2 separate regions of the Homo sapiens genome follow, and region 1 is linked to region 2. A link is a contact called in ENCODE Hi-C or POLR2A ChIA-PET data. All regions are on one chromosome and are shown on one strand. The core of a region is the stretch at or near the end of the contact, and the rest is flanking DNA. Distances in the headings are between cores, read along the strand shown. Region 1 overlaps MARF1 (meiosis regulator and mRNA stability factor 1). Region 2 overlaps ABCC1 (ATP binding cassette subfamily C member 1 (ABCC1 blood group)).

Evidence for each region. Hi-C counts contacts between places; a loop is a spot of excess contacts on that map. ChIA-PET counts read pairs that join two places held with the same protein, here RNA polymerase II (POLR2A). Pooled maps may share reads with other maps.
Region 1: a map of CD8-positive, alpha-beta T cell shows a loop between it and region 2 (4-fold over the local background). The contact joins two enhancer-like sites. A Hi-C loop is called at or near these places in 1 of 168 maps with a recorded cell type or tissue (CD8-positive, alpha-beta T cell) and 2 of 50 pooled maps. POLR2A ChIA-PET finds 5 or more read pairs at or near these places in 1 of 52 experiments (T-cell).

Annotation. Positions count from the first base shown.
Region 1 is chr16:15,625,754-15,632,625 of GRCh38, forward strand. It overlaps MARF1 (meiosis regulator and mRNA stability factor 1), which reads right to left. Exons shown (of 27, transcript NM_014647.4): 6 at 5,628-5,745; 7 at 4,579-4,751; 8 at 1-47. Among named protein-coding and RNA genes, the nearest start is that of MARF1, 14 kb to the right of the region's middle. Within about 2 kb of position 3,363, at least 2 of the 41 ENCODE cell types and tissues checked have a DNase peak (open chromatin) inside an H3K27ac peak, as active enhancers do.
Region 2 is chr16:16,116,381-16,122,931 of GRCh38, forward strand. It overlaps ABCC1 (ATP binding cassette subfamily C member 1 (ABCC1 blood group)), which reads left to right. Exons shown (of 31, transcript NM_004996.4): 24 at 5,595-5,794. Among named protein-coding and RNA genes, the nearest start is that of ABCC6, 100 kb to the right of the region's middle. Within about 2 kb of position 4,236, at least 12 of the 41 ENCODE cell types and tissues checked have a DNase peak (open chromatin) inside an H3K27ac peak, as active enhancers do.

The DNA.
Region 1 (6,872 bases), core at 2,113-4,612, 490 kb before region 2:
TCCTTATTTGCTGGTAGGTTATAAACATAGAGCAGAGTGTGGCACTGCTAATACAGAGGAAAGAAGTGTTACGTCAGGTTAATTCAAGGGCACACATTCAATTTCAAAATAAGAACAATGGGTGACCTCCAAACTTCAGTTAACAACTTTGAAGAGAAGATGACAGTGATTTAGATGGGAGAGGGTAAATTATTTAGTGTTGACAAAGTAACTGAATATTGTTTTAAAGAATATGCTTTAGCTGGGCATGGTGGTGCATGCCTACAGTCCCAGCTACTCAGGTGGGAGGATTACCTGAGCCCAGGAAGATTGAGGCTGGAGTGACTGTGCCACTGCACTCCACTCTGAGTGACAGAGTGAGACACTGTCTCAAAAAATAAAAATAAAAAAGAATATGCTAGGCACAGAGGTCTGTATACTATATGATTCCATTTCTATAAAGCATCCAGAAAATACAAATCTACAGAGACAGAAAGATTAGTAGTGCCTGGGAGTGGGGAAGGGGATTAATTATAAATTAGCATAATAGATTTACTGAGGTGACAAAAATATTCTAAAATTGTACAACTCAATTTACTAAAAATTATTGTACACTTAAAAGAGCTGAATTTTGTAATATGTAAATCATATCTCAACGAAGTTGTTTTTTAAAAGTCTATTTATTCTGCAGGTCTGCTGAATAATAACTTATAGAGCCAGAAGGTGAGCAGGGTCAGTCCTGGTTGGTTTTTGCATAGGAGAATGCCTGGGAATACTAGGAGCTATAGGCTTAAGTAAACAAAAATTTTTTTAAAACCCAACAATTTAGAGCCTGTTCAGCTTCAACAGCAGATTGCCAGTAGTTAGGCTGGAAGTTTTATTTGGCAGTGGGTAGTCATAATTCTTCCAGATAAGTTGAAATTTATGTATTAAGAAGTAGAACTTGGCCTGGCACAGTGGCTCACGCCTGTCATCGCAACACTCTGGGAGGCCAAGGCAGGTGGATCACCTGAGGTCAAGAGTTGGCGACCAGCCTGACCAACATGGTGAAACCCCATCTCTACTAAAAATACAAAAAAAGTTAGCTGAGCAAAGTGGCAGACGCCTGTAATCCCAGCTACTCCAGAGGCTGAGGCAGAATAATTTGCCTGAACCCAGGAGGCGGAGGTTGCAGTGAGCTGAGATGGCACCACTGTACTCCAGCCTGGGCGACAGAGCGAGATTCTGTGAAAAAAAAAAAAAAAAGAAAGAAAGAAAGAAGGAAGTAGAACTGGAGAAAAAGAAAGAAAAGAGAGAGAGAGAGAGAAAGAACGAACAAACGAACGAACGAACGAACTGGCCAGGCATGGTGGCTCATGCCTGTAATCCCAGCACTTTGGGAGGCCGAGGCGGGGGGATCACTTGAGCCCAGGAGTTCAAAACCAGCCTGAGCAACACAGTGAGACCCCATCTCTATTAAAAATTTTTAAAAATTGCCAGGCATTGTGGCTCACTCCTCTAATCCCAGTACTTAGGGATGCTGGGGCAGGTGGATCACTTGAGGTCAGGAGTTCAAGACCAGCCTGGCCAACATGGTGAAACCTCGTCTACAAAAAACTAGCCAGAGGCTGGGCACGGTGGCTCACGCCTGTAATCCCAGCACTTTGCGAGGCCAAAGCGGGTGATCACCTGAGGTCAGAAGTTCGAGGCAAGCCTGGCCAACACAGTGAAACCCCCTCTCTACTAAAAATACAAAATTAGCCAGGCGTGGTGGCGGGCGCCTGTAATCCCAGCTACTCGGGAGGCTGAGGAAGGAGAATCAATTGAACCCGGCAGGTGGAGTCTGCAGTAAGCGGAGATCACGCCACTGCACTCTAGCCTGGGTGACAGAGTCTCAAAAAAATTTTTTTTAAATAAGAATAATATTTTAAAAAGCAGAACCATTAAAGCACCAGGAGAAAACTTAAGATAATTATATAAAGGGTTAAATCCAGAAACCATAAGAGAAATCACTAACAACAGGCAAAGGATGTGAACAATTTACAGAAGAAATAAAAAGCAAACAACGATAATCATAAAAGGATATTTTGCACTGTGTTAAAGATTAAAAGTCAATTATAAGATGATGCTGTTTTTCACTTACTGGCCTGGCAAACATTTAAAACAGACACTCTTATGAGTGTAAATTAGTACCACCTTCCTGGAGGAAGACATGGATCTTGCTAGTAAAGTTCTAACCCAGAACTCTTATGCCTTGGAAATTACCCTATGGTATGTCAGCCCAGGAGCCTAAAGATATAAATTACCTTGCTGGAAATGGTAAAAAACAAAACAAAACACAAAACTGGGTATAAACAAAATGTCCACTAACAGGTAGACTGGTTAAATAAAGACCAGCCATACAAGTACTTTTCAAACCAAAGTTCTGGTTTTTAAAATGTGGCAGATTTATATTAATATATATTAACATGAAAAGACATCCAAGCTCTGACATAGTTTTTTTCCAAAAGCCACAGAACACTGTATATGTGACACATTTTTTTTTAAACGTACATTTTTTAAATCTGGAGGGCAATACCAAAATATTAACAGTGGTTACTTCTGGAGGGTAGAATTGTGGGGTTTTCACTTTCCACATTTCTAAATATTGTGTTTTGTTTGTTTTTACAATGATCATACCATACTATTCTTTTCTTTCTTTTTTTTTTAGATTTTTTGAGACACAGTCTACTCTGTCACCCAGGCTGGAGTGCAGTGGTGTGATCTCGGCTTACTGCAACCTCCACTTTCAGGTTCAAGTGATTCTCCTGTCTCAGCCTCCCAAGCAGCTAGGACTACCAGTGCCCGCCACCACACCTGGCTAATTTTTGTATTTTTAGTAGAGATGGGGTTTCGCCACATCGGCCAGGCTGGTCTCGAACTCCTGACCTTAGGTGATTGGTGATCTGCCCACCTCAGCTTCCCAAAGTACTGGGATTGCAGGCGTGAGCCACATCACTCGGCCCACACCATACTTTTCTAATCAGAGGCTTTTCTTTTTATTTGAGGGGTACTGACCAATTATCAACAAAATCTACACTTTTCCTATTACACCTGGGACTCAAAACCCAGGCAGTACCAATGTATGTTTAATTTATTAAAATTAAAGGAACAGACTAAAGAACATAAAAAGAAATGTATCTTAAATTATCACTCTAGTGGATGGGAAAAAACATCCAGCAAAACTAAATGGTTTGAATTATCAAAACATTGTTTTGGTTTTTTTAACCATAAGGAATAAGAATCTCCAAAGTGGGCAAGTTCTTACCTAAAACACTACATTTACTTTTTTTTTTTTTTTTGAAACAGAGTCTCGCTCTGTCGACCAGGCTGGAGTGCAGTGGCGCGATCTCAGCTCACTGCAACCTTCACCTCCCAGGAAAAAACACCGTATTTACATAAGGCCTTCAAAGTTAGAAAAGTGACCGTCAAACAGAAGCAGAAGGGAAGAAATGTAACTACAGCCAAGTGACTAAAAACAAATAATGACAAAGGTGAGTTAGGAAAGAGCCTCAAAAGATTAAGGTAAGGCCTGTATATGCTTACTCCCTGGGTAAGCCTCTGGTATCCACAACTCTCAACTGTCCATAGCATGAGTTTCAACTTAAGCCAGACCGCAGGGGGCTTGTTGGGTATCGGGGACACAGGTGACTAGCAGGCAAGTGCCGGAATCAGGATACCCGGGGCCCACTCTCTTAACTGCTGCAATCACCAATGACACGTTTACTTTTTCTAAGAGCTGATTTCTTTCTCCCTTAAATGAAGACTTTGCATGAGATCATGTCTAACGTACTTCTGTAACTCTCAGTTATTAAATTATATGTGAAGACTTTCATTTAACGTATGGGATTGCCCACTCTCCTGGATCACCCACACCATGGCTCCTTCTCCATTATCATTAATTCTTTCAGAGTTACACACATATTCGCCAGCGGCTTAAACACAGCCCAGCACTGCAATAAACATTCTTATCCCAAGTCAAGTCTATCAGAAATGCTAGTCCTGGAAATGTGCTCACACCCTCCTCCCAGTATATGGCATAAACAGGCTACACACAGGTGGAGCAATAACCACTCCTGCTAATTGTGTCCATGCACCACAGGGAATGCACAATAGAAAGCACAGACTCAGAGGCCCGCTGAAGCTTAAGGATTAAATACCGAAAAAAATGCACAATTGACTCCACTTATTTGGTGCCAACCACACAAGTATGTGAGAACCCTCGCCATATTCTCTACCCATAATACTTGGAAGCAAAAAGAATCATGACTTTTAATCCGTTATTTCTATCCACCTGACACAAAACACTGCTAGCTTTGAAGACACTGGCAAGTTGGGAAGGTAAATCTACAAGTCAATTTCATATGATATTTTGAAATAAATAAAAGCAAACTTCATACATACCAATTATCTGTATATTTGTGAGAAGAACCGAAGGTTTCTAAGCCTTACTTCAAAATCTAACCCACCTCTTACAAAGAACAGCCCCATCTGGGCCTGGCAACCCCCTTATTATGGGCTGTCTTTCAGCCTCCACAATGTAATATTGGAAAATGGCAAAAATAACGCAAACCCACTTACTGGCATTTTTAGTGGTAACCTGGGGGGCAAGTCGGAAATGAACTCTTCAAATCTGATCAGCTCGTTAGCATGATGCAGCAGTGCTTCTGAGGCCTGGTTTTTATGGACCAAAATAATGTGGAAACCATGCCTGTGTCTCAGGTCACTAAGTTCCAATGCAAAATTGACATCAGCTGAAAGAAAAGGTACAGACCAACCCCATCCCCAAACATTAGAAACACTTGACAAAGACAGACAACTCTATTGACACCCACTGAGAAGAAAGGAAAGGCTGGACTATATTCAAAATTGCTTCCCCCGTTTCTTAGGAAAGAAACACGTTTCACATCAGAAGAATGTAAGACAATCTTACCAAAAGAATTCCAAGACACATATGTTACTTTCAGTATTAAAAAGGAGCAAATATGTTGGGGAGACTCAAATTTGAAAATTAACTTAAACTTTAAAAATTATTAATACTGAGCACAAGGTAAAAAAAAAAAAAAAAATCACATTTTTCTTTAATAAACCTGGTCCCGGCCGGGCGTGGTGGTTCACGCCTGTAATCCCAGCACTTTGGGAGGCCGAGGAGGGTGGATCACCTGAGGTCAGGAGTTTGAGACCAGCCTGACCAACTGGAGAAACCCCCATCTCTACTAAAAATACAAAATTAGCTGGGCGTGGTGGAACATGCCTGTAATCCTAGCTACTTGGGAGGCTGAGGCAGAAGAATCACTTCAACCTGGGAGGCGGAGGTTGCAGTGAGCCGAGATTGCGCCATCGCACTCCAGCCTGGGCAACAAAAGCGAAACTCCATCTCAAAATAAATAAACAAAAAAATAAAATAAAAAATAAACCTGGTCCCACAATAACTCAAGTTCCAAGGAGGAAATACAGAAATCCACCTAGACCCAATTTTTTTTCTAAACAGTTCTCAACAATAACCATAAACATGTCTCATGTACTTCAGCCTCTTTGGGGATACATTTTACTTTCACATGTTGCTGGCTTCTATGATAATTTCCCACACAGTGAGTTTAGCTGAAATTAGCAGATGTTTCTGTACTTACTTGACACAAGAACCACTGTGGCTGGAGCAGTGTGTGTATTTGCAAATCTGCGGAGACTCTGCCGCAGTTTATCATCAGCGGCATTCTTTGCAGTAGCATTGATGTGGGCAACGGTTACCTGCATTAATTTATAATAAGGGTGAATAAGCAGGAGCTGAGGCTAGAAAATTGCTACACATTCTGCCCATATTTTTTATTTTTTAAATTTTATTATACTTTAAGTTCTGGGGTACATGTGCAGAACGTGCAGGTTTGTTACATAGGTATACATGTGCCGTGGTGGTTTGCTGCACCTATCAACCCATCATCTAGGTTTTATGCCCCCACATGTATTAGGTATTTGTTCTAATGCTCTTCCTCCCCTTCCCCCAACCCCGACAGACAGACCCCAGTGTGTGTTTTTCCCCTCCCTGTGTCCATGTGTTCTCACTGTTCAACTCCCACTTATAAGGCAAGAACATGCACTGTTTGGTTTTCTGTTCCTACATTAGTTTGCTGAGAATAATGACTTCCAGCTTCATCCATGTCCCTGCAAAGGACATTATCTCATTCTTTTTTATGGCTGCATAGTATTCCATCGTGTATTATGTGCCACATTTTCTTTATCCAGTCTATCACTGATGTCTGCCCATATTTTAATAAGTAATTCTTGAGAAAAAAATTCTTATTACTATTGGGAATGGTAAAAAATTACAACAGATCTCAGTAATCTCAACATTGGTTCTTGATATGAACTGGGTTTGTGACTAACCCTGCTCTCATCTCCAATCTTCTGTTTTTGCATTTCTTTCATCCTCCTTTCAGAAAATAAGTAGAATATAGGAAGTGAAATTTGAACTCAGTTAAATTTGCTCTAATAGCTTCTGCCAACAATTTGGAGGTGGTAAAGATCAGACAAATGACTAAAATAAGATTTAAGGCTGTGTTTTATGTCAACTGTCCATGCTACCCATGCAAGCTTGTGCAATCTGCCTTTTGTTGTTGTTTTCTGTTTTGTTTTGTTTTGGGCTTTTAGCAGCTGGAAGCCATAGTTTTTAGTTTCCGTCCCTACTAATAAGCAGAAAAGAGAGATAAGGAAGGTGCTTTACTAGCCCAACCAGAAACAGAAACTGAGAATCCATGATTGTATTCTCTCCCTTGGACACCCCTGGATGGCTTTCAGGATCTGGGGTGAGGTGGTAGAGAGAGGAGGGAGGATATCCCCTAAGGGAGCTAAAATGCATTTATTTCTGTTAAAACTATCAG
Region 2 (6,551 bases), core at 2,986-5,485:
CCTTAAACTGCAGATAGTATTGAATCCTACATATCCTGTTTTTTTCTGTACATACATACCTATGATAAAGTTTAATTTATAAATTTGGCATAATAGATTAATAGCAGTAATTTATAATAATAAAATAGAACAATTATAACAATATGCCAGTATCACTACTTCTCCACATTAGAGGCGTTATTTTTATTACTTTTTTTTTTGAGACAGAGTTTAGCTGTGTCCTTCAGGCTGGAGTGCAGTGATGGAATCTCGGCTCACTGCAACATCTGCCTCCCGGGTTCAAGTGATTCTCTTGCCTCAGCCTCCCAAGTAGCTGGGATTACAGGCATGCGCCACACCCAGCTAGTTTTTGTATTTTTAGTAGAGACGAGGTTTCACCATGTTGGCCAGGCTAGTCTCAAACTCCTGACGTCAAGTGATCCGCCCGCCTCAGCCTGCCAAAGTGCTGGGATTACAGGCATTGACCCACTGAGCCCAGCCAGGGGCATTATTGAGTAAATTCGGATTACTTACCCATAAGCACTGCAGTACAATGGCCGTCAGTCTGATAACCGATATGGCTATTAAGTGACTAAACTGACAGGGAGGGTCTGCAGCATGGACCTGCTGGACAAAGGGATGATTCACACCGCGGATGGGACTGGGGGGGATTTCATCACACTACTCAGAAGGGTGCACAATTTAAAACTTACACATTATTTTTGGACCACAGTTGACCATGGATAACCGAAACCATGTGTGTTAGTTTGTCCTCATACTGCTATGAAGAAATACCCAATACTGGGTAATTTATTAAGGAAAGAGGTTTAATTGACTCACAGTTCCGCATGGCTGAGGAGGCCATGGCAGAAGGAGAAGCAAACATGTCCTTCTTCACATGGCAGTAGGAAGAAGAATGAGAGCACCACGAAGTCGGGGAGCCCCCTTATAAAACCATCAGATCTTGTGAGAACTAACTCACTATCATGAGGGTTGGGGGAAACTGCCCCCACGATTCAGTTATCTCCACCTGGTCCCTCCCATGACACATGGGGATTAAGGGAACTACAATTCAAGATGAAATTTGGGTGGGGACACAGCCAAACCATATAACCACGGAAAGTGCAACCTTGGATTAGAGGGACACCTGTACATCTAATTGTCCAGAACTTAGTCATGGGACCACCTCTATTCACAAGGGACCCTGGAAAGTGCCGTGTTTTAGCTGGGCACATTGCACTTCCCAGCAAAAACTTTCAGTTGGGCCTAGGCACGGTGGCTCACGCCTGTAACCCTACCCCTTTGGGAGGCCGAGGCGCGTGTATCACCTGAAGTCAGGAGTTCGAGAGCAGCCTGACCAATATGGTGAAACCCCACCTCTACTAAAAATACAAAAATTAGCCAGGTGTGGTGGCATGTGCCTATAGTCCCAGCTGCTCTGAAGGCTGAGACAGGAGAATTGCTTGAACCTGGGAGGTGGAGGTTGCAGTGAGCCAAGATTGCATCACTGCAATCCAGCCTGGGCAACAGAGTGATACTCTGTCTAAAAAAAAACAGAGAAGTTTCTGTTGGGAAAGGAGAAATTGTGTAGGCAGTCAGTCGTCTCTGCTGCATCCCTTCTGCAGAAACGGTTATATGTTCTTTGTTCTTTGAACACATGTGGTTTCTTAGGATATCGCAGGATAGATAATGTTTTCAATTGACAGGTGGAGCATCTTGCTAAGTGGGAGAGCTGAGAGTGCAACCTCAAGTCTGTCCAATTCCAAAACTGCTGTTACCGCTAAAGGATTAACCGCAGCACAATTGCCAGTAGGGATGGGTTGTTTAGATGGGAGCATTCCAGCTGCAAAGCAAAACAAGAGTAAGAAACCATGAGGCTCACCATATCTCAAACCACGCTGCACAGCTGTTCAGGTGGCATCCAGGGGGCCTTGGTTCAATCATGTGGCCCCTGCGCCCCACCACACTGTGGCCCAATGATTGATGAGAACGAACAGTGATGGAATCAGAGAGAGTAGGTCCAGTTCCTGGAGTCTCGTTATATCCTCTTGAAATTGGTGCCAGCTTTTTTTTTTTTTTTTTTTTCCCCTGCATTTACCAAATATGTTATCTGTGTTCATACGCAAGCTGGAAAATTTCCTGAAAGACCCAAAAAGAACAAAACAGGCCAAATGCAGTGTTGAAGGCAACTTAAATGTCTGCCAATAGCAGGACCTTGGGTACACCGTGGAGCAATGTGGCTTTGAGCAGGGATAATTAGAAGACGCAGCTGTTGGAGCACCAAGGATTTTTATTTTTCAACAACAAAGGAAATGATTTTAGCAAAGGACCAAGTTCTAGGTGCACTGTCGTTATCACCGAGATGAAATGCATAATGTGTGTGGGCAGGACTGGAAGGGAGGCAGATACATGAAAACATCGTCTTTTTAAGGGTTGAGATTATAGAATAGTTAATTTTTTAATGGCTTTTGGCTAAATTTACATTTATCCTCTCACTAGGCAGTCTCATTCCTAAGTGTATATTAAAAAAAAAAAAAAAAAAAAAAGAGCAAAGGCAGTGCTTAGAATGTTCTCAGCATCTTGATTCATAATCGCCCAAACTGGAAACAGCTCAAATGTCCATTAACAGGACCGTGGAGAAATAAATTGTGATATAATTATACAATTTATGGTTGAGTAGTAAAAAGGAATGAAATGCTAATACACAACAATTTGGGTTTATCTCAGAGATGTTATAGTGATCAAAAGAAGCCAGACGAAAAAGAGTAGGTACTGTGAGATTTCATTTATATGAAGTTCGGTCGGGTGCAGTGGCTCATGCCTTTAATCCCAGCCCTTTGGGAGGCCTAGACAGGAGGATTGCTTGGGCCCAGGAGTTCGAGACCAGCCTGAGCAACATGGGAAAACCTGGTCTCTACAGAAAATACAAAAATTAGCTGGGTGTGGTGGCGTGAACCTGTAGTCCCACCTGCTTGGGAGGCTGAGATGGAAGGGTCACTTGAGCCTCGGAGGCGGAGGTTGCAGTGAGCTGACATTGTGCCAGTGCACTTCAGCCTTGGTGACAGGGCGAGTTGTCTGAAAAAAACATCAGATCGGCAGGGCAGGTGGATCACCTGAGGTCAGGAGTTTGAGACCAGCCTGGCCAACATGGTGAAACCCCATCTCTACTAAAAATAGAAAAATTAGCCAGGCACGGTGGTGGGCGCCTGCAATTCCAGCTACTTAGGAGGCTAAGGCAGGAGAATTGCTTGAACCTGGGAGGCAGAGGTTGCAATGAGCCAAGATTGTGCCACTGCACTCCAGCCAGGGTGACAGAGCGAGACTGTCTTAAAAAATAAAATAAGATCATTCCTGAACAAATATTCATCTCAGGTTAGATTTTTCCAGTAAGTAAGGTTCAGAGGCAGTGGCAAGTGGAGGAAAGTGAACAGGTAACACACTTGAGAGCGATTTGCATCTGGATTGTTCAGAAAGCAAGCTGGTAAGAGAGGAAGGAGATGTGGTCCAGGGTAAGATGGGGCAGATCACCTGGGCCTTCAGCCATGCAGAGGGGTCTGGATTTCATGGGAGGCGGTGGGAACAGCTGGAGAAGAAATTATATCTGATCCACATTCCAGGAATTGGCAGAACAGCTATTCTGAGACTGCGTGGGGTTGTGCGGTACCTGGGTTCACTTACATAGCTTCTGGGGCCCCAGAAGACTCTCCATCTGTGGGTTGCAATTAACGCCCGTGCCGCCACCCAGGAAGAAGCTGCCAACCACAGAGGCCTTGTAAAAGCCACCTGCTGCTATTGATGCTTTTTGTTGGACTCTGCCCCAAAGCAGCCCAGTACACCTGGCCCAGGGCAGGATGCAGGGAGGCCGAGTTCCTAGCAACCCTTTGTTAGTTTTCCCAGCTCTCCTGTCGATAAGCAATTGTAGGCACCTTGTGGAATCAGGAACCCCGGGCTCACCAGTTCCTTTTGCGTAGATGAGAAAAACCTAGGCTAGGAGAGCGCAGTGTCCTCACATGGCTGGTGCAGCCTCTGATCCACAGCTCCACAAAGCTTGCAGAAGGTGGTTGGCTTTTGTTCTGAATCTAACAAGACTTATCGGGAGGCTCTTGGTGCCTGGCACTGGCTGAATGCCCAGGTTGGGGGAGGCAGAGCAGATGAAGCATCTGCCCGCGAGGGTGGGTGGAGCTGCTTGTGAAACGTATCATCGTAGCCCGGGAGCTGGGACACTGAAGCCCGGAGAAGGTGCTCATGGAGGATGGGAAGGGCTTCCCGAGGAAGTGACATCTGTGCTCCCATCTGCTGGGTGATGAGGAATGGCCTGGACGGGATGGGCATGGTGGGTGGAGGCAGGCGGCCTGTGTGCAGGGAAGGAAGGGGAGAGTTACAGGATGAGATGAGTTGAGGGAAGAAGCATGGTTGGCAACTCTAACAGCGCTGGGAGGCCATCGGAGGGGGGTGACGAGATTGACCCTATCCTCATGGGCATCTCAGCTGGGCTGAGTGTGCTGGAACCGGCCATTGCATGGACACAGTCACTCCTGAGGGGATGTGATCAACAGGCGGAATTCTGTCACTTAATGATAACAATAGTCACCAGCTAACTGAATGCTTACTGTTAGGTCAAACTATATGAAACTGCTAATACTTATTTCTTATCTACAGAAACAGCTATTTCCTGTGGTTCAACCTAGTATTACCAGGCACTGTGCTTAGTGACATCATGCATATCTATATGATTTATGAAATAATGTGTCCACGCAAATACACATCACATGTAAGACTGTAACTCTTACATGTCACCCTCACAATGACCCCGTGAAGCAAGCTTTGTTTTGTTTCGTTTGTTTTCTTAATAATATTTTATTTTTGTAGAGATGGCATTTTGCCATGTGCCTGGGCTGGTCTCAGACTCCTGGCCTCAAGTGATCTCCCGCCTCTGCCTCCTGAAGTGCGGGTATTACAAGCATGAGCCACCCCACCTGGCCGAGCAAGCCTTGTTGTTCCCATTTTACAGATAAGGAAACTGAGGCTTAGAGAAGTAAAGTGTTAGTCGTGTTTATATTGCCAGTCAGTAGTTGAGTCAGGATTTGAACTGAGGTCTCGTTGACCTCAAAGCCTATGCTGAAAACCACACTGCTGGTTCCAGAAAACCCTAGAGGTGAAAGGCTTCAGAGAGGCAGTACAGGGTAGAGGTTAGCACTTTGCAGCCCAGATGGCCTGGGTTTGAATCCCAGTTCTGCCCCTTGCTAGCCATGTGACCTTGGGGAGGAGATTAACTAGCTTCTTTGTGCCTTAGTCTACCCATCACATATAGGAATGAGCACCTCAGGTTTTTTGTGAGGATTGAATGAACTGATGTTTGTAAAACTGCTTAGAACGATGCCTGGGGCTGTGGGCTTTGTATAAGCGTGAGCTATTATTGTCACTGTCCTTGTCATTGGTGGTGCTATTCCTGTGGTTCACCAGGTGAGTGGGCACCCCTGTGAGGGCAGCCCGGCTCTAACATTTTGCCTCCTGGAGGTATCGGTTACGTCTAGATGTTCTCCAGCACAGCCCTGCCCTGGGAGGATGGCAGGAGGGAACCTTCATCAACTCCCCGCGTCTGTTCTCTACCCCAGAGGTTCTACGTGGCTTCCTCCCGGCAGCTGAAGCGCCTCGAGTCGGTCAGCCGCTCCCCGGTCTATTCCCATTTCAACGAGACCTTGCTGGGGGTCAGCGTCATTCGAGCCTTCGAGGAGCAGGAGCGCTTCATCCACCAGAGTGACCTGAAGGTGGACGAGAACCAGAAGGCCTATTACCCCAGCATCGTGGCCAACAGGTGGGCATGGTGGGCCTGCAGGAGCGGGTGGAGGAGGCCGCCTTAGCACCTTGTCTCTTTGCCTCGATCTTTTCCTCGCACCTTGAGCTGGGTATAAAGCCAAACCCCGGCCTTGCAGAAAGGATGGAGAGGCTTGATGAGCGCGGAGGACAGATGAATCATTAAGAGCAGACAGCGGCACTGTAGACATGCAGTGCCCGCGGCATTTAAGTGCAGGGACACAGCTCTTCTGGAGTCAGAAAGCCCTGCAAGTGCTTCCCGTTAACTGTCATCCTAGTGATGCAAGACTGCCAGCGACCGACTCTGCTATTGAGTATCTTCATACCGCTGTTCCCGTCTGGGGGTGATCATGCACCCCTGGGTGATGTGTGTCAGAAGCAATTTACTAATACTAAGCTAAACCATATGAGATTGTCATCTTGTGGGCCAGATGTCATGGCTCACGCCTGTAATCCCAGTACTTTGGGAGGCTGAGGCAGGAGGATCCATTAGATTCCAGGCCAGCCTGGGCAACATAGCAAGACCCCCATCTCTCTTAAAAAAAAAAAAAAAAAAAAAAAGTAGCCCATCATGGTGGTGTGTGCCTGTAGTCCTAGCTTCTCGAGAGGCTGAGGCTGGAGGATCGTTTCAGCCCAGGAGTTCAAAGTTGCATTGAGCTATGATTACACCACTGCACTCCAGCCTGGGTGACAGAGTGAGACCCTGTCTCTGGAAAAACAAAAAAAGGAGATGGGGGTGGGAGATTGACATCTTGTGG